Regions from separate parts of the Mus musculus genome. Here regions 1 and 3 are each linked to region 2. The links are chromatin loops, found by intact Hi-C in ENCODE. Cell type or tissue: heart. All regions are shown on one strand. Region 1 has its middle 22 kb from the start of Gm46217. Region 2 holds the start of Tcf21 (transcription factor 21). Region 3 has its middle 74 kb from the start of Gm35179.

Evidence for each region. Hi-C counts contacts between places; a loop is a spot of excess contacts. Peaks named below come from ENCODE experiments on the same cell type or tissue, not always from the same donor. Only the 100,000 strongest peaks of a DNase experiment are listed, where the experiment ranks them.
Region 1: it touches region 2 in a loop (2.3-fold over the local background); 4 of 42 quality-filtered maps call a loop at or near these places.
Region 3: it touches region 2 in a loop (7-fold over the local background); 3 of 42 quality-filtered maps call a loop at or near these places.

What each region holds. Positions count from the first base shown.
Region 1 is chr10:22,870,752-22,878,751 of GRCm38, reverse strand. No RefSeq gene overlaps it. Among named protein-coding and RNA genes, the nearest start is that of Gm46217, 22 kb to the right of the region's middle. In heart, no CTCF peak of the experiment used is centred here; DNase peaks (open chromatin) are centred at 2,881 and 3,381; H3K27ac peaks cover 636 bases.
Region 2 is chr10:22,815,415-22,823,414 of GRCm38, reverse strand. It overlaps Tcf21 (transcription factor 21), which reads left to right and starts at 3,272. Exons shown (of 2, transcript NM_011545.2): 1 at 3,272-3,961; 2 at 5,589-6,152. The coding sequence starts at 3,512. The coding sequence ends at 5,678. It overlaps Gm10824 (a long non-coding RNA gene), which reads right to left. Exons shown (of 5, transcript XR_380181.3): 4 at 7,041-7,683; 5 at 1,473-1,656. In heart, no CTCF peak of the experiment used is centred here; DNase peaks (open chromatin) are centred at 3,214, 3,924 and 5,594; H3K4me3 peaks cover 4,517 bases; H3K27ac peaks cover 3,963 bases; H3K27me3 peaks cover 4,950 bases.
Region 3 is chr10:23,072,982-23,080,981 of GRCm38, reverse strand. No RefSeq gene overlaps it. Among named protein-coding and RNA genes, the nearest start is that of Gm35179, 74 kb to the right of the region's middle. In heart, no CTCF peak of the experiment used is centred here; a DNase peak (open chromatin) is centred at 3,751; H3K4me3 peaks cover 476 bases.

The DNA.
Region 1 (8,000 bases), 55 kb before region 2:
TGCCAAGTGTATGTGGCTAACCTCTTTGTGGGATGCATGGAAAGAGAAAGGCACAGGCCCCGACATTCTCAGTTCAAGGTTACCAGAGAATATGAACGCAGCTTGTTCCTCTTCCTGTTAACACAGGCCGTAAAAACAGTGTCTTCTTTCACTCAAAACAACTTAAGCACATGCAGGGAGACTTTGACCACTTGCCTTTTAGTTTCTCGGGAGGGTCCTGGATGGATTTTGACCCCCTTTCCTCCTTCCCAGAGTTTTATTGTGTATTTAATGAGCCTTGGATACCTGTGCAATCCACTGTCTACATTTAATAAAGGGGAAGAGAGGGGGCTCCAGAGGTTTATTACACGGTGGCTAATGCCATTGCAGAGTCTGGGCATCCCACTCCGAGCAAACTGCCCTCACCTTTTAAGAAATTGGAAGTTTATTCACCAGAGTTAATATATTAAAACAAAGGCTTAATTCTCTACTTAGAACACAGAACCCAAACGCTCTTCTGTTTATATTAAATCTAATTACTAGTGGAACGACATTACCACCTGTAATTTTAGCACTTGGGAGGCTGCAGTAGGGGGAAGGCAGTGAGTTCAAGGCCAGCCTGGGATACGTAGTAAAATCCAGGCCAGCCTAGGCATTCAGAATTAAATATTGCCTCAGTAAGATAAAAAGGAGAGAGGGAGTAAGAGGAGGGGGAGGAAGGAAGTGCGAGAGGGAGGGCGGAAGAGGGAGAGAAGGGGGAAGGAGGGAGGAAGGAATTTAAGGGGTGACTGCTTACAGAAATAATTCATTACATAACTTCTACAGTGCTTTCAACAGGAATTTTATGTTAGCCAAATATAGTATGGCCTGTGCCCCTACTGGAGTACTTCCTACTTTGTTCGCAGCACGTTGGACCATGCCCAGAACTTACCTGCATGGAGAAAGAAAGATTTTCCAGGAGGTGGGCACCAAAGTCAGACTGTGGGCACTGGGAAACATGACTACAGAGAGAGCCAGAGGGAAAATGAGTCCAAACTCCATTGCCCTGACTGAAAAGGAATTCTCCACTGAGAGCCAGGACTTGTAGCCCAAAGCAGTCTGAAAGCCGACCTGGAGCCTGTCCACCTCTTTCATGCCCCTGCTTCTCCCATAGGGCACTTGGGCAAAAATCTTTCTGAAGAATGTCTCCTGGATCTTAAAAAAGAATTTCAGAGCCAATAATTCAAATTAGTCATCATGACCTAGACCTGGGCATTAAAAGCATTTATTCAGTGTTACTAATAATATTAAGCATATCCAATATGCTATTAGATATAAAATATGTATATTCAGCATGCCATTAAATACACAAATAAATGTAAGTGCCTTGTCGTTAATTTTGCAAATTGAAGAGCAACACATAGAGCAGGCAGGTGGGAGAAAGTCAAGAGGTTACACTTTGTTCATTTTGTACCTTGAAGATTGTGTGATAAAGTTCCACTCACAAGTCACAAAGCAGGGCCACTGTACATAGCAACAGTAGCCAGTCATAACAGGAGAGAACTACTAACAATTTCTTTTAAATAATTACATTCAAAGCCTGGCTCAAAAACTACAGCAATACTCTCATCAAAAGTACTTGAAGCTCTTTGGAAATAGCAGTGCTTTGTCTGATGAAACATCTCACAAGGACTTGATAGTGAAGTCAGAGATAGGTTTTAGGCCGTGTGAAGCAGTCAGAAATCTGAGCCCTCTCATTTTGTGTGTTTGAACTCACATCTCATTTTTCTGTATTTTCCTGCCGTCCTCAAGGGTACTATCGGAACTTCTGCTTCCTCATACACAGCATCCAGCACACACTTGATGACTAGGTGTTAATTTTGTTACCACTAAATGAATACATTTTAAAGCTGTGGGTTAAAAGATGCTAAACTGCTGTAGCAAACAGTGATGAAAACTGGCATAAGCCAGAAGCTGTGGAGATTCATTTCTTCTATATGCACTGTCCCAGGACCACTTCCCCCTCCATGTGAAAGTCTCTGTGACCTCCAGAAACGCAGCATCTTCTCCATCCAGTTGCCAGAAGCTGAAGATCAGAGAGGACTGATCTAGGGAGCACAGCGTTCATGGTGCTTCAGGGAAATGCTGAGAGAGGATGAGAGCTGAGATGTGGGTTATTTACCTGGCTATAAAGCAGAAGAAAGACTAGACCTGTGGAGGTCGCTGAAAGCCACAGTCACTCCCTCTTAAGCTACAGGAAGGAAAGAATGCTAAGTACTCTAAGTGCCCCAATAAATCTTAATATTAAAAGCTCATAGTAATTATGAAATAGTAAAACTACATATAGTGAAGTATGTTACACAGAAAAAAAAATTTTAAACCCACAAGTGTTGTCAGCTTCTAAGTGCAACAGACAGCTCGTCAGTCTCATACAAATCAAAGGCGTTATGAAAGTTAATCTATCTACTGGCTGGGTTACACTGTGGATTCAACGTCCACTACATTTGAGGATCAACAGAATAAGATGATATGCACTTTATATAACAATTGTACAATCTGTGATTCTACTGCTACACAGCGAAGCTAGAACGATTTTCTTGTTACGGGCATCTCTAATTTCTTTCTTTGGGGTTTGTGTGTGTGCCAGGGTATGCGTTTGTTTTCCTGGTTGTGTGGGTTTCCTTTTCATAGTTTTGCTGTCTCCATAAATAGATCAGGTGCACACGATTAGGTCTTTGTCTCCTCTCTATCACCAAAACTCCTTGTAGACAAAGCAAAACATGCCACAATCTTGGTCTAATTAAAGCCTGGCCAAATGAGTATGTACTAAGCAGTGTGCGCTCAGGTCAGCAGGCCACCCACCAAGCAAGTGGAAAAAGAAGATGCGGGTTATCCCACAGAGAACTGGATGCGCCTTCAGAGAAAACAGAAAATAGTGTATTTGGCCACTGTCAAGTACAAATAGTACTTCACATGGTGGCACGCAGGCCACATGTGTGCTGAATCTTGAGAGCATACTTGGAAAGAGAGAAATAGCAGTCTGACATCTGTAGGGCAGAGTGACCTTCCTCCACTGCCTTCCCCCCAATATTCCCAAAAGACTAATTCTAGGGAGAAAATGATAAAAATACATAGTCATTTAAGGATAATGACTGAAGTTTTCCAACTGAGTTTCTAAATATGTTTAAACAAAAAGGTTGTCTGGGTCTAAATGGATTTCAAAAGATGAAAAAACTTTAATCTCTTCTAATGCTCTAGACATATTTTCACTTAACAGAATTCCTCATTAGTTTTTAACTATTAGTTTAAATCTTGCCAACTGGAAGCAAGCAGAAACTTGCGGATGTGCGGCCGATAACTGATTCTCAAATGGGAGTTGGTAGGAAAAACTCAGAGCCTCCACGGAGATAATGAGACCAGGAATGTGGAGTTTGGGAAACTCCCCAAGCTGAGGCTGACTCCTCCACCCTATCCTTGTCTAGAGCCACTGCTGAGCTGTTACTTCACAGTGTGAGGGCAAACTGCTCTCCTGTGGACTAGCCAGAAAATAAAAACAGGGTACTTTCCCTTCTCCTTGGAAGTTATGAAGGAACAAGGAATGGTCATAGAAAAATAGTCAAAGACAGAAAATTGCTTCAAAAGGCATACATGTGAGGGAAATGAATGGTCCTTTCTTTTCCTTCAAATGTTTCCTGTTTTTTAAGGTTCTCACATATATGTGTGTGTATGTATATATGTGTGCATGTATATATGTGTGTATATGTATATATGTGTATATATATATATGTGTGTGTATATGAATATATATGTATGAATGTGTATATGTGTATACATGTGTATGTTTATATGTGTGTGTTTGTTTATATGTGTGCATATGTGAATATGTATATATGTATATATATGTATAAATGTATGTGTGTATGTGTATATATGTGTATGTACATATGTATATGTGTATGTAAGTGTGTAGATGTGTATATGTGTACATATATGTGCATATTTATATATGTATGTATACATGTGTATGTATATATGTATGTGTGTACGTATATGTATAAACGCGAATATGTATAGATGTATGTGTATATGTGTATGTATATGCAGCTATGTGTATGTGTTTATGTATATGTGTATATGTGAATATATATGTATGTGTGTATGTATATATGTGTATATATGTGTAGGTCTATAAGTGCATTTATGTCTATGTACATATGTGTATATGTGTATGTATATATATATGTATGTATGTTTATACACATTGTATGTTGAACATGCTCCCCTCATACCCTCTATTCTTCCTTTTCTTACTTTGCCCTCTTCCCTTTGCCAACATACATGGGATTTTTATTATCATTTCCTTAATTTTTGATATTATAATATAAAATTACATCATTCTCCTCAACCCTGTTCCTTTCCTCCTGCAAGTCCTTCCATATACTTCTCCCTGTCCTCTTCAAACTCGTGGCCTCCTTTTTTATTAATTGCTGTTCTGCACATATATGTGTACATGCAAACACATTCCTAACTACATAAAAACAATCACATGTTACTTCTACTTTCATACATATCTCATACTTATATTCACAATACGCATGACACATTATAATACATATTCTCATGAATCTATACATCTATATAAATATAAGGAAAAAAGAGAAAACATGTTATTTATGCTTCTGACATGGCCTTAAGTCACTTGTGTCCAGCTGCATGCATTTCCCTGCAAACAACAAGACTGTTCTTCATTGCTGAAAATTGTGTTATGTACATATACCTTTCCTCTGTTGTTGGATATCTAGCTTGTTTCCATAATTTATCAATTGTGAATTGCTCTATAATAAACATTGGTGGGTACAAATCACTGAGCTAAGTGGGCCTGAGGTCCTTTGTGTAAATACCCAGGAGCGATGTAGCTGGATCATATGAAAGATGCGTGGAACCCTTACATGATGCTGGTACAGATTATACTAGCCCAGTCGCTATGGAAACATAAGATTGACCATATCTCCATGCTCTTCTTTCTTTATCCATTAGAATTGTTGCAGCTGGGATACTTGGAAAGTAGAGACTGACATAAAGTGGATTTTATTTGTCCAAGAAAACTGAAAGTAAGCAGCACAGACCCTCTCAGTGGATAGTTCAAATTTGAGGAAAGAAAAGCAATGAGTGAGAGAAACAGCACTAAAATATTGTTAAGTATCTCAGTTCTAAAGCCCATTCTATTTAGGCCAAATTTAAACCCAGTTTTGAAAATGTGTATGTGTGTGTGTGTGTGTGTGTGTGTGTGTGAACATATCACAGGTTTCACAAGTTTCTAGGTCACTCTTGGTAATGAAATAACAATCCACTACAGCTTTGACTCCAGATTAAAATGAGACGGACTGATTTTACCGGACTGATTACATCCTAGGCTGACAGGACCTCAAAGGAGGCTTCCTCCACCTCAGCACCATTTGCACTAGGGCTGAGTAAACACTGCTGTGGGAGGCTGCACTTGAATCCTCGATGGGCAGTCCCTGTCCTGTTTCCTCTAAGTGCGAGTGGGATCTCCTGCTGTGACAGTCAAGAAGTGTCCCAGACATTATCAGATGTGTGGGGCCCAGGCTGGACCAGGGTTATCGCTCCATTGAGAACCTCAGATGCCTGGGCAGAAAGCACTCCTGGGAGACCTCACACTGTGCATAAAGTAACTATGGGATTTTGCGAGAAATCAGTATCAAAGTAGACAAGCCCATTCTTAACTGCAAGACTTAGGGAACTCTGGCCAAGGTTTCTGTTGCAAAGAAGCCTTGTCCTGAAGTTTCTACTGCTTTGCTGTGTAGGCAAGGATTACCCAGAAAGTAAAAATTCCTGAAGTGTGTGGGCCATTAACGTTTTAATTGTCTAGTGTTTGAGTCCAAGAGGAAAGAGGACAGTTTCAATGGGGACACAGGCAGGCAGCTCTGCGAGCAGGAAGTTCTACAGTGGAGAACACTGTCTGTCTCCTGACCTCCTTCCTCACTGTCACAGGGAGAGCCTTGGAGGAAAAATTCCAAATGCCAGTGGTCCCTTTAGGATTGATTCTGGATGGTGGCTTCCCCAAAAGGAGAAATGATCAAGCAAGAATCATGTGATACTTTTAACTAAAATTAAATAACTTCCTTACTGTTGTTGAGCTTGATACTAGCAATTTCAATTTAAAATAAAACAAATCAAAACTAACAGGAATTCGGCCAAAGAACAGCAGCCCAGCCTGAAATATTTCTTAAATTTACCCTTAAATGAACCCATCAAATAATAAAACTTTTTTAAATCTTAGCTCTTCCACAATTTTTAAATATAACTTTTTCCTAGCTCATCTAAAATAAAATGCAATAAAATAATTGCAAAAAATTAAATATGCCAGAGAGAAAACTTTACTGTGTGAACTCGTATTGCTCAATTAGAGTCACACGCACACACACACTCACACACACACACTCACACACACAAACACACACACTCACAAACACACACTCACACACACACACACTCACAAACACACACACTCACACACACAAACACACTCTCACACACACAAACACACACACTCACACACACTCACAAACACACACACACTCACACACATACTCACAAACACACACACACACACAGTATTTTAGATACCTAAAACATCTGTGATTTTAAATAAATAGACCTTTTTAGTGACTTAGAAAGAAAGCATATTATTACATTACAATTACATTATACATACCTCACACCAACGAAACTATTCTAACATTAAAATACAAAGATTCCTAAAATTAAAATAATTTTTCCATTATTAACAGTAGCTGGAAGAACTGATGTGAATAAATGCAAATTCATCGATTATTAAACATGCTTTTCCAAGTCATGGAACACAGCAATTTAAATTTTCTGCATCTGATCAACTTTTGCATTAGAGTCATGCTGAAACAGCAAAATCGATACACATTTCTATCTTCATCCTTTAAAAACATGCAAATAGATCACAACAGAAATAAAAATAAATGGTGGAAATTGTTCAGGAGCCACTGCCCTCTTGACTGCACAGAGCAGAGAGCAGTTAGATGCAAGCCACTATTACCTTGACTTTAAACCTCTGTCATGCTGACATCTATAGCAAACTGACAAGCCAAAAGAATTTTACCTTCATCTGTTTCAAAAAAGAATCTTGAAATGCATTACATTTTATGGTATGAATTCAAAAGTATTTTAATAGGAAAAAAGAAAAAACTTCATCTACCAATAATGTGAACTGAAGCTTTGGGCTTAAGAGGAAAACTGTGACTATACAAGCATGCTCAAGTATCTTTTAACACATAATTTGATTTTTAAAGAGACTGTACTAAGAACTAGAGCAGAAAGAAGTACTGAGTCCTGCCAAGTGGCTTACATCGTGCATGTTCTTCAGTGATTTTTAAAGCCTTACCTTTATTTAGTTGTATCCTGCTGTTTAGCTAATATTTTAGTCTATACTTCTCAGGTCTGGGAATGTATCTCTGAGCTGAAAAACATTTCCTTGTGTGTTCACATAGACTGTTCACTTCCCCTTGCTAAGTCTTTTGCCCAGTTAGAGATCTGGACATTTGCAAGGGTCAGAATGGTCACCTGGAATGCTGTATCCAGGGGTATGGTATATCACCTAGATGTTTGTCTACACAAATCATAGATAGCTACTTATTTAGCATTGGTCGGTTCTAGGTCTTGACACCAAAGGTAAACTCATGCGCTCTGGCTCAGGGATGTCGCATTCTGTTCAGAAAGTAGAGCGGAGGCCAGGAGAGGGGCCACACCAGTGTGCAAGTCAGGATGCCAAGAGTTCATGGCCCCCAGAGATGGCAGAGCAATGGGGGGTTTGATAGCATGTGACAAAATATTCAAACTTAAGAAATCTCTGTCTGCCCCAACCTAAGAAATGTAAGGCATAATGCAAAAGTCCGCCAGTGATCTCCTCCTCATCTTGGCTGATGGCATAACCTCAAGTCTCCAGTCCCTGCCTCCTGAAACCTCACAACCGTTAGTCAGCAGCTCTTGTC
Region 2 (8,000 bases):
CCCTACATACAAATCATACAGAATATGAAACGGGCGGCCGGAGATTAACACTTAGATCCAAAGAACCACAAAGAATCTTTCTTTAGTTATTATAATTGCCATTTGTCAACCATAAATCTTAGCGCTGTGGCAGCCCATCTCCATAGGGTTCATTGATGGTAGATCAGGTGGCTACAGGATCCCTGCTAGCTCTGAACTAAGAGTGAAAGGAAAGGACAAACACTTCAATTTAAACGAAGACTTCCCCCATGCCCCAGAACGTAAGGTTACGGCATAGAATTCAGTTCAAAGGAAGCCTGAGATGTTTTCCTTCCCATAAAAAAGGAAGCAAACCATCTACATGCAACAGAATCAAGTATGAACTTCCTGAGAGCGCTCCCGAGGATAAAGCAGGAGTGAAGTTCAAGGACACATTCCTCCTCTAATCTTCTTTTTACAACTTCTGCAGATAAATTTTCCTTAGCACTAAAATCTCTCAAAGAGAGCCTTCCTAGGGAGACAGTTTGTTAGAGGTACAGGATAAACTGGCCAGATGCCTACATGAGCTGTGGTTTAAAAACAAGGTAAGGATGAATCTACCTGCTGTGTTCAAACCTTGAATCTTCTGTTTACAGCAGCGAAGTGACCATGTTCAAAGCAATCCTCCAGTTGTTGTAAGGGTTAATTAGCTTCCTCGAAGTGCTTTTCTTCTCACAGAATATAGTTTATATTTGGGGAGAATTTGGCAGAGCTTAAGTTACAGCCTAGCTGATCTGCTCAGTGGAATCCAGCCATCGTTCACTTCCCCATCCATCTGTCCCTCCGTGTTTATTAGCAGAGATAGATACAAAATTCAAGCAGGGGGGAAAAAAGAAGTATTATTAATTTCCTTTCTTCAGAATTTGGCATCAAGATAACTAACTGGCAGCCCTCTGCGCATCCTATCCCCAAACTGGTGGTCATTTCTTGCAAAAATTCAGACTCTCTCAAGCCTCATTATCAACCCACGACTCCTTCCCAGCCTGAGTATATCACCGGGAGATAAATGAACAAGAGACTTAATTATTGCTTACATTGCTATAAAGAAAAATTAATTGCAGTCATAAAAACTTGGTTATGATAAAAGACTAGCTATGCTCCCCTCCAGAAACTGTTAGTTTTAAGTTTCCAACACTGAAAAACAAAACAAAACAAAACAAAACAGAAGAAACAGCAGCAGTCTTCAGAGGAATGTGTGCATTTCTGTGGTTGTCTCTGTCACACACACACACCCAAAAGAGGGAAAAGACAAAGGTGAAGGAAGATAAAAATTGCCACAGCTTAGCAATCTGGTATGTAACAATGCCCCAATCAATAGTCTTTATCACCACCTCATTAGGAGACTTGTGGCCACTTTGCAGATGTCTTTCGGGTCCTACTGAAACTGAGAAAAGAGATGGCTGTGCAACCCAAGGAAGGTTGGTTTGGAAATCTGCAGGGACCATCGAGCAGGCTTGGTGGGTGTTCTCTCAAAGCTGTCTGTGTTGTAGCACTGGCTTACGCGTTGCATGCAGACAAAGGCAACTTCAACTTGATATTTCTGTCATCCCTGCTGTGGGAAGAGTCCTTTCCTGGTTTATAACATCAATCACTCTTGCAATAAATCTTGGGAGTGGATGCAGTCATTTAAATCTCCACCTGCACAAACAACAGAAAATAGGAGCCCATAAATCTCCACGCTGGTGATTAGCAAATTTTGGGTCCTCAAGAAAGATATTATGGGGGCGGGGAGAGGGTTCACTAATTCATTAATAGAGACTGATTTGCTGACAATCTGTTTAGTTTGCAGCATAGGGGGAAAGCAAACAGATCTCTGCTAACAAAACAAAATCTTAGAGGTTAGTGAATTCCCAGCTGAGCCTGGATTAGAGACCCATATCTAAGTGTAACAGAGTGGCTTGGACTCAGAGTCAGCCATGGAGAGAGTTACTCTTAGCTCCTGCCCCCAATCCTCAGTGCCTAATTGTAAGGTTACGAAATCTGACAGTGGTTTTTTTTTTTTTTTTTTTTTTTTCCTGAGGGGAAAAAACAAAAACCATTTCATCTCCCTTCATTCAGTCCCTGGGTTCCTGTTCCCTTTGCTTTTCTTCTTACCTCCCAGATGACTATCATTCCCTGAGAAAGACAGTCCCAGCTGGAATGAAGGATGGGAAAGGTTCTTTCTCCAAAGCCATGAGTCCTGTTTTGTGTTTTATTAGGCCAGCTCTCTATGAGGAACCCTAGTAGCCCAGAGGATGGGAGAAGAGAAAGCAAGCACAAGAAGAAAATATACAGTCTTTACAAAAGGTGTCAGGCAAAGAGAGGCTGCCAGGAGCCACAGAGTCTTCTTTAAGACAGGAGAGAAGTGAGTTGCATCTCACTGGAAAGATTCTCAGCTCGCAAAATATGTTCCACAAATCCATATAACCTCTCTCATCGCCTGCCCATTCCCAGTCAACTGCATGTATGGTGTGTGTGTGTGTGTGTGTGTGTGTGTGTGTGTGTGTGTTTGTGTGTACATGTGTGTTCAGTAGTCAAGTGTGTTCCTATGCACTAGCAATTCCCTGATACCTTCAAAGAGACTGGATGGTAATGGATTTTCTTTTTCTTATTTTCCCTCCCTCCCTCCTTCCTTCTCACCCTCTCTCCCTTCCTTCTCTCCAGTAATTTCTTTCTACCACTTCCTTCCCCTATTTACCTCAGGTAAATTTTAAACAGTAAAATGCATCTGGAAAAAAAAATCGTCCCAGCGATCAGCATTTTCCTTTCAAACATTTGGTTTGGTAAAATACGCCTCTTCTCGTCCGGACAAATAGGACCTATGACTTCTGTGTTAGCCAGTGCACGGTAATGCAGTCTTGGTAAAGCCCTGTGGTCTTAGCCGGTATTAACTAAGGGCTGCAGGGTTTTGATTGTTATTTCTTGGGAGGAAGAGTGACTGTGAGATGTTTTAGGGGGAAAGGCCACTTAGAGCAAAGGGTCTGGCCCTTTCTCTGAGTTCTCAGAGCAATCAGTTGGGATTCCCTCAAAGGAAAGGGGCCTTAGGAGATGAGTCTCGGCAATGGTTCTAAGTTACTCCTTGACTTGAGAGGAAGAAGGAATCCGGTACAGGCATGTTGCAATCGGTTGCTGGAAACCAGGTCTGAGCGTGAAGTCTCCTGTGCTTGTGAAAGGGGTCTGGGAAGTCTGTTGGGCCTAGCAGGCCCCTCCCCTGGGCTGCATGGATCCGCCTCTCTATTCCCCAGATAAATTCTTAGTGTCCACCAAATTCCTCGGCGCTCTTTCACTCTCCGTTAAGGCCAGGACTCCAGTGGTGGGGAGATAGAGCACTGGTTTCCCTGTCGCGGGATCCCTTGTGATCGTTTTCCACGACTCTGTAAAGGGAAAGCTGGGGGACGGGACTGCCAGATCCCACCTCAAACCCAACACACGAAGTGGCAGCTCCAAACTTTTGAGACCCTTTCGTTTCCGTTTCAGCGTCTCTCTCTCCCTCCCTCCCTCCACCTCTCTAAACATGTCCACTGGCTCCCTCAGCGATGTAGAAGACCTTCAAGAGGTGGAGATGCTGGACTGTGACTCCCTGAAAGTGGACTCCAACAAGGAGTTTGGAACTTCCAACGAGAGCACCGAGGAGGGCTCCAACTGCGAGAACGGGTCTCCACAGAAGGGTCGCGGTGGCCTAGGCAAGAGGAGGAAGGCGCCCACTAAGAAAAGCCCGCTCAGCGGGGTCAGCCAGGAGGGCAAGCAGGTCCAGCGCAACGCGGCCAATGCTCGTGAGCGGGCCCGCATGCGGGTGCTGAGCAAGGCCTTCTCCAGGCTCAAGACCACCCTGCCCTGGGTGCCCCCGGACACCAAGCTCTCCAAGCTGGACACTCTCAGGCTGGCGTCCAGCTACATCGCTCACTTAAGGCAGATCCTGGCCAACGACAAGTACGAGAACGGTTACATTCACCCAGTCAACCTGGTGAGTCCTCCCGCGCCTCTGGCTGGGCCTGGGGACGCGGGCGAGAGCGTGACTCGTTAAATCGCCGCCCTAGCATCTCTGGGAACCTCCGCGCGGGCTCCACGCAGCGCCCTGGCTCTCTGCACCAAGCGCCCCGAGCCCGCGAGTGATTTGTGCTAGGGTTTGACGTGGCACCCCATTAAGGGATTTCCGAGGGTATTCAGTTGGCAAAGACCAGGGATCCCCGCGCAGGGTGCCATTTCCTCTGTCGTGAAACTGAGCAGACGCTGGGCACCCAGAAGACCTATCTTACTTTGTCTCTTTTGGCTAAGAGCAAACTTGAGTTCCCCCTCCGATTCTTATAAGCACCTAAGTCAGTTCTTTCCGCTGGTATATTTAGGGCTATTAAATGCAGACATATTTATGTTCTTCCACCTCCATAACTGTCTATGCAAATCCCCCCCCCCCCCAGCTACTTAAATATTCTGTGTTTGGCTAAGTAGATTACCATTTTAAATCCCAGAAATTCCAGCCACTGTCAACGCAATCAGTAAATCCGCTCAGGTCCTAGTACTGGACAAAATAACAGCCATGGGTTCTACTACCAGTCACAATGAATGAGCCTAATTTTTGAAAAGCAAGTGCTGGTTCCTGAATCGACTTTCTCAGAGGTATTTTACTGTTTAAGGTGGTTTTTAACTCCCTCTTTCGTTTGATTTCATTTTAAAACGTGCAGGCTCCAAAGAATACCACCACCTTACGAGGACTTTTGTTTACATATGATAAGGATTAGATATCCCTCTGGCCAGCACTTACAAAGAGGCTTGAATTGTATTCTCACTCAGCTTGTCTCAGGAATTGGGGGAGGGGATACTAAAACACTTTTCGCCAGGAAAAATATTTTCCTTCCAAATAACAAGGTTTGGTTGTTGTTGTTGTTGTTGTTGTTGTTGTTGTTGTGATGGGTAGTGTTTTTTTTTTTACAATCTAAAACTAGAATGAGATTATCAATTAGAACATTTATAATTGCTGCTACCTTCATCTTTAAATATTAAAAAAAAAAAAACTTGAATGTACTTTTTTTATAACAGTCCAGAAAAAGGAAGAAGAAAGAAAGGGAAGAGACAGTTTTGCTTCCTCGCTAGTAGGAGGATCTCAAATAAAATGTGCCTGTGTCTTTTATAAGTGCACACCCCCTTCGGGGGTTACTACTAACTTAAAATTGTGGCCATAGCTAGGATTGCACTGGGAGATCAATGGAAGTCAATAAAGGCCAGGATGCTAGACCAGAGCCTCCACAGATCTGCAGTTGAGTAGTTGGGGCCAGGGTCCTCCCACCCGCCCTGCTAGAACTCCTGGAACATCTGCCTCAGAGCTGAGTCTGGGCTTGTTTCGGGGTTCCAGTTAGAACCCAGGAGACCTGTTTTGCCCTTGTTCCACCTCCCACCTCCACCACCCACCCCCACCTCCACCTCCACCTCCACACCACCACCACCACCACCACCTCCTGGGGTTGTTTGCATTACCCTGCCTGGCATTAATACACCTAGGAAGCGACAGACCCGTGGCCTCTCTGGTCCTAGCCTGCCTGCGCACTGCGCCGCCTCCCCATGTCTACTCACCCTCTCCACCCTTTTCTCTCTTGCAGACGTGGCCCTTTATGGTGGCCGGCAAACCAGAGAATGACCTGAAGGAAGTGGTGACCGCCAACCGCTTGTGTGGAACTACAGCATCCTGACCTTGGAGGTGCGAGTCTGGGAACCGTGAGCTCTGGGGGCAGTGGGCCGGCAAGGGTGACGACCCCTGCCCTTCCCTCCCTGCCTCTGCTGGTGCCTTGCATCGCTCCTCTCCCTATCCCACCCCGCAAGAACACTTAACTGCGACGAGGAGATTCGTTTCCAAACCAAAGGAGACCAACTGTACTTACCGATTCTCATCTATTTAACTTGATTAACTTCTGCCATGAATGACTGCAAGCCTGGCTGGTCCAAGTGCAATATGTAATTATATATATATATTATATATAAATAGATAAGAAGAGCCTATCAATGTGTATCTTTTGTACAATATGTTGTAAAATGTAGATCATAGAATAGCTGACTTTGACAGTCACATTTATAAAATAAGTCACTCGAAGAAATATATTTTTTTCAAACAGGTTTTGCTACTTCCGAAAATAAATCTTTCTTTATATTGAAAAAAAAAAAAAAAAGCCTGGACATTGGTGTGATTTCTTTTTTAAAATTTTGTGAAGAACATTGGAATCCATGGGGACATTTCATGATTAAAAGGTAGTTTTTTTTAACATTTAGCCCAAGATCCTAGAAAAAAGATTAACTCTGATTCCAACTAGGAAAAGACAAGTCATGTTTCCTACTGAAAACTTGTTTTGTTCATCCCAGTTATTTTAAGCCCACTAAAGATATTATAACTGTAAATAGAGAATGAACAGGATTACAGTTATCCAGTCACACAGACCCGAGGACAACGAAGAAAAAGAAAATTTGACTCTCCACTGTTTTACAGTGTGCTTGTTCTGAGGATCCTGATAGTAAACTATGAGAGTTTTATAACTTTCCGTGTGTTTTCTGTGATTTTAAAAACAGACCCAAACGCTGCTTGCAATCCAGTGAAGAAGAGATTGAAGCTCTCATGTGAATTTCAAATGCAGCAAGATATTTTGCTTGTTACTGACTGGCAATTAATTAATTAATTGCAACAGTAACCGTTCTTGCCTGCTTTTCGGTGCGGTTACCCCTTTCGTTAAGCTCCCGCCAAGATTTCCCGCGGGCTGGGTAGTAACTTAAACATCTTCCAGACTGCGGAACAGCACATAGGGGAAGATTAAGTTGAGATAAACAGAGAGGCTAGGCAGAGGAGCCTGGGACCCTGCTGCCTCTGCCCCAGCGCAGCCCGCCGCGGCGATGTGCCAGATGCCACCGCGGCTGTTTAATGTTCGGGGTTATGACCGCAGTGTTTACAAGACGCCCTCGGTTATTTATACTGTTATCCCTCTTAGAGGCCTTGAAACTTCCGCTTCGCTTTTAGACACCCCTTACCCCCTCCCCCCCCCCCATTACTTCTTAGCTGCTTTTGGTACCTGGTTAGGATAAGTTCTACTCAGGACTCCAGCCCACGTAAGGACCACGCGGGGCGGAGCCTTCGTGAGATCTTCCGGGAAACACCTATTCCAGGGGTTTGTCACAGCTGAGAAGCCACCGAGCCCCAGGTGCAAACTCCGCTGTCCAGTGACTCTTCATCTGTGTCGTTTGCACACTTTCACTGGATGATATTTCAAGGCGTCTGGCGACGCCTCAGACCTATCCCAACTTGACTTTCAAGAGTTCAGTTCAAACTCTAGGTGGTGACACCTGCTCATACGCTCACCTGCCTTCCCTTCCACCTAAGAGATGGGGCCCTCGCCAGACGGACCCAGGGATTCTGGCAGAGGAAGGAAGGTTAGTGTTACCACCAGAAGTCAGGCTGCGGTTAGCCCAGGAAAATTCCCAAGTTTCTAGTCACGTTTTTACCAGCCAAGTAAATTCTTGACGTTTTGCGCACTCTGCGCGGGTGGCCCCATAGAAGCTTTTTCTCCATAAACAGGAGACATACACGATTTTAAAGTCTTTGTTCATCCTAGTTATAATCTGAAGCCTCGGCTTGAGGAGAAAGGTCATGAGAAACCAAAGTCCTGGCTCCACACGGGGCTGTTTTCTCAGAGGGCCAGATCCAGCTTTCTCATCCTTACAAGAAAAAAATAATGATAACATTAGTAAGAGTTGGGTTTGTGTTTCCCCCAGTTGCTGTCCAAGCTTTAATCCCGCTCAATGAAATTATAATATGTGTGACCTCTTTGTGAAAGACCAGATCCAGCAAATAAATATCCAGTACTTGAATGAGTTGGCAGGTGACTACACCCAAACAGAGGGTGTGTTTTTAGCAGCGGTGGTGATGGTCCTTTGTATGGTCTAAAATGTGTTTCTTCTAAGCAGATAGATTTCCACCTCCCTCTGGTGTTCTCTGAATTTGCATAAAGCTGTTTACTGAAATTACTCCTACA
Region 3 (8,000 bases), 260 kb before region 2:
ATGAGTAATGTCATCATTTGACCACTGGTGTGTAGTTGTTCCACTGAGGTGTGAGGCTGTGTGCAGCCTAGAAGCTCAGTTCCCATGAACAGCCCCGGCGGGGTGTGTCACGATTGATCAAGGGATGGAACATGTGTCACGCGTGGGAAGGCATCCTCCAAGTCAGCTTCCACTGAAGTCCAGCCCTCCCCTCAGCCAAACCTGGACACGCCACGCTCAGTCTTGCAAAATAGAATTAAATAGGGTTCACGTAAATGAAACTCAAAAAGCCACAGCAACAAGAAGTCGCTACAGAGTATCTCTCTGGGCCTGGGGATATGAACTTGGGGTAGATGGCTTGAAGGATGGCACAGGGGCCTGGAACAAAGAGAGCAAAAACATGTTACATGAAAATAATTATTTATTTATTTCTCTTTTTTCCTTCTTTTATTTATGAAAATCTAACTTTCCCTGATATCTCAGCATTGATAAGGAAGATTGATGCTCTGGCATCAATTAAAGTATTACCGACCTTAATTTTTCTTCTAACACTCTTGAAACCTTATCAGAAACATAATAGGCCCTGTGTCCATAAAACCCACTCTGAAAGGTAAGCTATAACCACTACCTCTTATTTTTAAAATTAGATATTTTCTTTATTTACATTTCAAATATTATTCCCTTTCCTAGTTTCCCTTCCAAAACCCCCCTATCCCCTCCCCCCATCCCCTGCTCCTGAACCCACCCACTCCCATTCCTGGCCCTGGCATTCCCCTATACTGGGGCATTGAGCCTTCACAGGACCAAGGGCCTCTCCTCCCATTGATGACCAACTAGGCCATCCTCTGCTACATATGCAGCTAGAGCCACAAGTTCCACCATGTGTTTTCTTTGATTGGTGGTATAGGTCCAAGGAGCTCTGGGGGTACTAGTTAGTTCATATTGATGTTCCTCCTGTGGGGCTTCAGTCCCCTTCAGCTCCCTGGATATTTCTCTGGCTCCTTAATTGGGGTGGGTCCTTGTGCTCCATCCAATGGATGACTGTGAGCATCCACTTCTGTATTTGCCAGGCATTGGCAGAGCCTCGCAGAAGACAGCTATATCAGGCTCCTGTCAGCAGGCTCTTATTGGCATCTGCCTAGTGTCTGGGTTTGGTGGTTGTTTATGGCGTGAATCCCCAAGTGGAACAATCTCTGGATTATCTGTATCCACACTTTGGTCTTCCTTCTTCTCCAATTTCATGTGTTTTGCAAATTGTATCTTGAGTATTCTAAGTTTCTGGGCTAATATCCACTTATAAGTGAGTGCATATCATGTGTGTTCTTTTGTGACTGGGTTGCCTCACTCAGGATGATATCCTTCAGATACATCCATTTGTGTAAGAATTTTATAAATTCATTGTTTTTAATAGTTGAGTAGTACTCCATTGTGTAAATGTACCACATTTTCTGTATCCATTTCTCTGTTGAGGGACATCTGGGTTCTTTCCAGCTTCTGGCTACTATAAATAAGGCTGCTATGAACATAATGGAGCATGTGTCCTTATTACCGGTTGGAACATCTTCTGGGTATATGCCCAGGAGAGGTATTGCTGGGTCTTCCAGTAGTACTATGTCCAATTTCCTGAGGAATCGCCAAACTGATTTCCAGAGTATTTGTACCAGCTTGCAATCCCACCAGCAATGGAGGAGTGTTTCTCTTTCTCCACATCCTCGCCAGCATCTGCTGTCGCCTGAGTTTTTGATCATAGCCATTCTGACTGGTGTGAGGTGGAATCTCAGGGTTGTTTTGATTTGCATTTCCCTGATGACTAAGGATGTTGAACATTTTTTCAGGTGCTTCTCGGCCATTCATAACCACTACTTCTACCTCCTCCTCAAAACAAGTTTAAAAGCTAATACAATATTCAGAAATTATTCTATGTATTGCAAACCACAATTCACTCAAAATCATTCAGATAGTTACAGAGATTTTAGCTATAAAGAATTCTCAAGTCTTAAAACATTTAAAATAACTTTAGGAGATTTCAAAATTTTAGAAGATAATCTACTGAATTGAAGTACTTATGACTGCTTGTCATTAACACAGCACAATTTGGAAAGCCAAATAAACCAAATCTGTTCAAAGATTTGAGAATAACATAGTCATAATTCCTACAGATAATGCCACAATATTACAGCTAAGACATCTCACATCAATACACAGTGGCCTACAAGCCAATTTAATCAAAATTTCTACTTCAAAGGAGAACTGTGTTTAGGATAACATGGTAGAAACTATAAGAACACTGGAAGTTTGCTCAGTTTCTAGTCAAGAACACATTTCGTGATTATCATCCAACCACCTGAATTGTATTTTCTTCACTGGAACCAACACATTTACAAAGGACAAAGAATATTAGGAAATAAACATGTGAATGCATCCGTCCTCATCACCAAACAGTGCGACTATGAAATGTAAGCAAACTAAAACTATTTAGAAATCAACGAACTATCTAATTTTACTTGAGGACATTATGAAACTTGAATGAGTGCATATTGGTGATTTTAATAAACACTGGAGCCATTATGAAAAGTAGTTTTTCCTAAGAGTCTAATTCTCTGACTCAGCATCTCCAAGGCAAACGCTCAGGGCCTGGAAGAACAAAGGCTAGCCAGTAACGGATGCACCACTTGGTCCTCCTATCGCTACACTCTGATACTCAGATACGTATGTTCATCTGTGCATGTACATGTTTATATGTGCCCTCCATGAACATAACAATGGAGAGGCAACAACCAAGCTTTAGATTGGCAATATTCTACAAAACTATATATATAACTACTGAAAAAAAAAAAAAAGACAAAGAACCAAGTGGATGATGTGCCCTGCACTTATAGAAGGATACGTGTAGGGAAAGCCTAGAAAGAGATGAGAGGGCAAAACTACCTTACTATTGTATGTAATGATTCCCGTTATTTTTCACTGAGTTTATATAATAATTAGAAATCCTTCTTAAGTGGGAAAATCAAATCTTTTTCCTAAAAAGCAGTATACAGTTTGGTGTGTCTTTCCCACACAATTTTGAAAACTCCCATATAGTTAACTCAAATATGCAGAGTTGGAGAAATTTCAGTTTTCAAAGAAAGACCTCTCAAGTTTCAAAATACATTAAATAATTTAAAATAAGGTTGTTGGGTTTTTTTGTATTTTTTTTTGTTTTTGTTTTTTGTGTTTTGTTTTGTTTTCGTCACAAACTAGGTTCCATAAACTTACTGCCTGACTTTTTAACTTGAAGTTAAATTCTTTGGGGAAGTGGTTTAGCATTAAATCTCTCTTGTTGCTTACCAACCATCTCTGTCCTTTCTTTTGGTTTCACTTTGTTGGCTGTTGTTGTTGTTGTTGTTGTTGTTATATCTCTAATTCATTTTATCATCATTTTATCAACATTCTAGGGTCTCAGGAATTTGAAAATGCTAGGAAAACAGATTCAGAACTGCATTAAAACTGGTAAAAACAGGTTTGTAAATAAAAGACATTTTGACCATTCTGAGAGTTTCCTTGAATCATCTTGGTTTCCCTTATTTATACTAAGATTAGTTTAATAATTCTTTTAACTTGGAAAAAAATCTTCTGTTTCTTCTCTCTGTGAACCAGAAAGATTGGCTTCCCTGAGGAATGTGAAGACACGGTTAGTTTATTGTGTTTAAAAGAGACTTAGGGAGGAGCCGATAAAGCCGCCTTACATCGCGAGAACAGTGTTGAAATCAACCCTGGCTACACAGAGACGCGGCCGGGACCTGGACACACAGGAAATGCCCTTTTACTAAGGTTCTCCAGCCGGACAGAGCATCTGCCTTTAGTAGAAAGGGGGTGGGCAAGGTGGACTTCACCGTGGCCATGACCTTCTGAATTTGAGAAAGGAAAATGGATTTCAGTGGAAAGGCAATCCAAGTTCTGCTTTCTGTCTTTTCTACCTCCTGTTTTGTTTTGCGTTCGTTCCCCCGTCTCCCCTTAATAACAGCAATGGAGAAGGCCCTTTCGTAACAGGCAATAAACCTCGGTCCAGGTTACCAAGGAAATGAAGGCTGCAATGCACGGATGTATTTGGCAGCAGAGCCTTGGGAAGAGCCCACGGGGCTCTGGAGATGGAAGCAGGCTGAGACTGGCTGGGGACGAACCAGGACTTTCTCCTTCCCAGTCTCAGTCCACCCACGTGAGAGGAAACACCTACCTTCGTCTCTTTTCTCAGTATCCCAGCCCACGGTTTACAATTTTGACACATCCAAATATACAAAGTTAGGTTATAGATTTATCAGTAAAAGGCATAGCTTTCAAATCCAAGTATTATTCTCTTGTTTAGTTCCTTGAGTTTGCTCTATTATCTGTAACTTAATCTAAATTCACACTTATTGTCCTTGAAAGTGACTTTTTCTCTAATGCCTTATTCTCTTTTCGTAGAACAGAATAGAATAGAAGGCACATTATCTGGAAGAATGTTCGTGAATAAAGATGCTATATGAAGGGGGTTTCCAGCATCTGAAACTGGTATTTATATTTCATTGTTTTACAATATGCTGACATGAAAATTGTTTTCTTTTCTTCCTGTAATATATTATGTAGTATTTCTGGCATACAAATATGGGTGGATACCATCCATCTTAAGAAATTAAAATTTTGCTGTTTGAATTAAAGACTCTGTTATATACCTGTACTTGCTCAAATCCTTTCCCCCAGTGATTATCACTCTCTCCCCCGGGGTTCATCCTTATCAACCCTTTGATGCACTTTCACTGATCAGAATATTTGCACCTGTGTGGTTCATCCAGTAAGCAGAAAAAATGAATGGGCCTGATGATCTTAGCCCATATGAAGGCAGAAGCAGAGGTAAAGGCTGGATCATGGGGCAACTTTAAGCTTCATGGCCCCTTAGTGAGTCCCTGGTTTGTTTTTTTAATTTAAGTAAGAAGGCTGGCCATGTACCATGTAGAGCTTAGCTCCTGAGAGGCCTTGAGTTTAGTCCTCAGAATCAGTGGGAATTGGTGACGTTGGTAAAGAAAAATCAATACAATAAAAAGTTCCTTCAAAAGATTAATAAAATTGGCAAACCTTCCCAATGCCAGCAAAGAAAAGGACAACATCATTTCCGAAATTAAGAATCAAATTTCGTGATACTCATGGTTCAGTGCCTTGCTCAGCCGTCATCGTCATCGGGAAGCTTTGTCCTGCAGCAGACAGGAACAAATGCTGAGACGCACAGTCAGACTACACAGAGTGGGCGACCTGGGAACGCACAGCTCTAAGTGGAACCTCTTCAGCAAATCCCTCCCACCCGGGCTCAGGGAACCTCACCGAAAGGAGGCAGAAGGAGTTTCTAGTTTGATGATTTTATGGGATTCCTGAGTCTGTGAACAATGGGTCTCTGGTTCTCGAACCTTATCTTTGGCTCTTTTCCTTTTATTGGTTTGTCCTATCTAACTTTGAGATAATAGTTTCTGTTATCTTTAAAAGAAAAAGTGAAAATAAACGCAAAGATGCGATCTTATTGAGTTTGATTTTGCTGTATATTGTAATGCCAACTGTGGGATCCCAAGACCTGGTTGCCCCAGAGACCCAAGTGATCCTATGTGACCTAGCCCCCAAGTCATTTTTGATTGGTAAATAAAGATGCTGATAGCCAATAACTGGGCAGAAGAGACACAGGTGGAGTTTAGGATTCCTGGACTAGCGGTCAAAGGAGAACCATGAGAAGCAGGAGAAGGTGAAGGAGGAAGAGAGAGATGCCATGGGGTAGGCGAGCTCATGAGAACATGGCCTTGAAGGCTGACCAATGGGAGTGCAGAGCAGCCCAGATCAAACATTGTAAGAAATAACCAGAGGTTATTGACAGAAAAATAGATTTCAATAACACAGAGTATAGATATCTGCCCAGCTCTTGTGCTGTGTAAGGCTTACTATAAATAATACAAATTGCATGTGTTTTATCCAAGACCTACATAATCAATGGCAGGATAGAAACCCTGGATTAAAATTAAAATTTTCCACAACACTATCCCTATAGAGCTCGTAGATTAAAAATAATAATAATAATAATAAAGTAGCAGGGAAGTGTGTGGATGATGCTGTGTGTACAGATGCCACACTTGGGGGACAGGATCCCTTGGGAACTTCATATACTACCCAGATGACCTAAATCAAATTGTTTTCATAACTGTTAAATACATACAACTCAGTTTTAACTTTTTAAAAAGAAATTTTCCAATTTATATAATTTTACTCATGGATTCTAGAAAACATTGGGAAGAAATGCACCGGTCCCACCCACTCTCTTTCGAGAGTAAAAGAACCCCACACTCACCAGTGTTAATGCAGATAAGCCTTGGAGCATCTATCTGCAAAGCACAAAACTAACACTAGCTTTGATTCAGCTGCAACAACAACAAAAAAATGCCTCCCATGTGAGTCATTTCTTTGGATTATAGTTAAATATGAGTTGGTTTTGTACTTTCATTCAGGAACTTTATTGCTACATGGCAGACTTATTACCTCGACATATATTTTTAGATTCAAGGTGGGAGGCTCATATCTTGTAAAGCAGTAACTCACAGGGGCTTACAGACCTGTAGTCTGGTGTGAAGGAGGACAGTCTGCATGAAGGCTTTTACAAAAGCCCAAAGGATGATGGGACTTCTACTCCAGAAGGATGAGATAAGCGTACTCCCTCCTATTTCTCCTCCTACACAGGAATAACACAGACCCCTGAGAATTCTGCTAAAGCAAGACTAGAAGTCTGTGCAAGAGGTAGGTGACTCAGAGAGCCTGGGTCCTGAGGATGGGTTCAGTGGTAGGTTACTGTTTATTTGTTTGCTTGCTTGTTTGTTTGTTTTTCTTCTCCAAGTGGAAGCTGTAAAAATGAAATATTCCAAAGGGCACTGGCAGAAAAATCAAGATAGATGGGAACAGATAATAGCTAGGCTGGCAAGATAAAACTGGGTCATTAATAACTACCCTCCTATACATACACACCCTGATAGCCACATGTCCATTCCCTATGTCTGTAAGATTAATAATGAATGTATACTTTCCAGTCCTACTGTAACAAGATGCCCCAATTTCCTCTCTACTGCCACCTGCATCCCTTCTTTGGTGGCATCATTAGCTGCCTAGGGGGCTGGGTCTTTGATCCTTGCTAGAAAGTCACAAGAGGACCTTGGACCTTTACTTTTAATGACTCTGACCATCACCCAGTCCCACCCTAACCCCTGTGGTGTGAGGAAAGAAGAGGCAAGGCAGAGAATTAGGGCTTTTACTCCTACCAGCGATAGTGAGGCCTGACTCTGACCTCTCTGTGTCATTGTGGATCATGTGATGAACCACAGCCAAGGACTCCTAGACCTTCTGGTCAGAAAGCGGGTGGCAGAAGTCCAATAGCCACATGTCTATAAAACTGTTACCTTGATAAGTAGGAAGATCTCTGAGTAAATGTAAAAGATGATTGGAAGTATTAAATTCACTTAACAGAGGGTTTTAAATATCCCCAAGGAAAAGTTCTAAACATAAAATCCAAAGTGTTAGAACTCACAGGAACAGAGGATATCGGAAAGAACCCTTTGAATTTTTAGTTGTTAACAGAGCTAAGTTCTAAAAGAATCCATAGGTTTAATTTCATTTATATAACATTCTGAAAGGTTAGTGTTCTAGAAATGAAAGACAGATTAATAATTGACAGATTTTAAGGATGTAATAGGGAAAAATATTGGGTGTGTTTACAAAAGGACAGCCTGAGAGATCCCCATGGTGACCGAAAGACTCTTTCATGATAGCTCTATCTGAATCAATATTCTGGCTGTGGCATTACCCCATAGCTTTTCTACATGTTACTGTTGAGGAGAATTGAGTAAAATACACAGGTATTCCCTCTGTATGATTTCATACCATTGTGTTTGAAACTGTAGTTATCTGGAAATGAGTGATTTGATTTAAAAATAAGCTATTTCACCTTATAAATTTTATTTGCTTTTAAGTCAGTAAAAGGTTAGGTA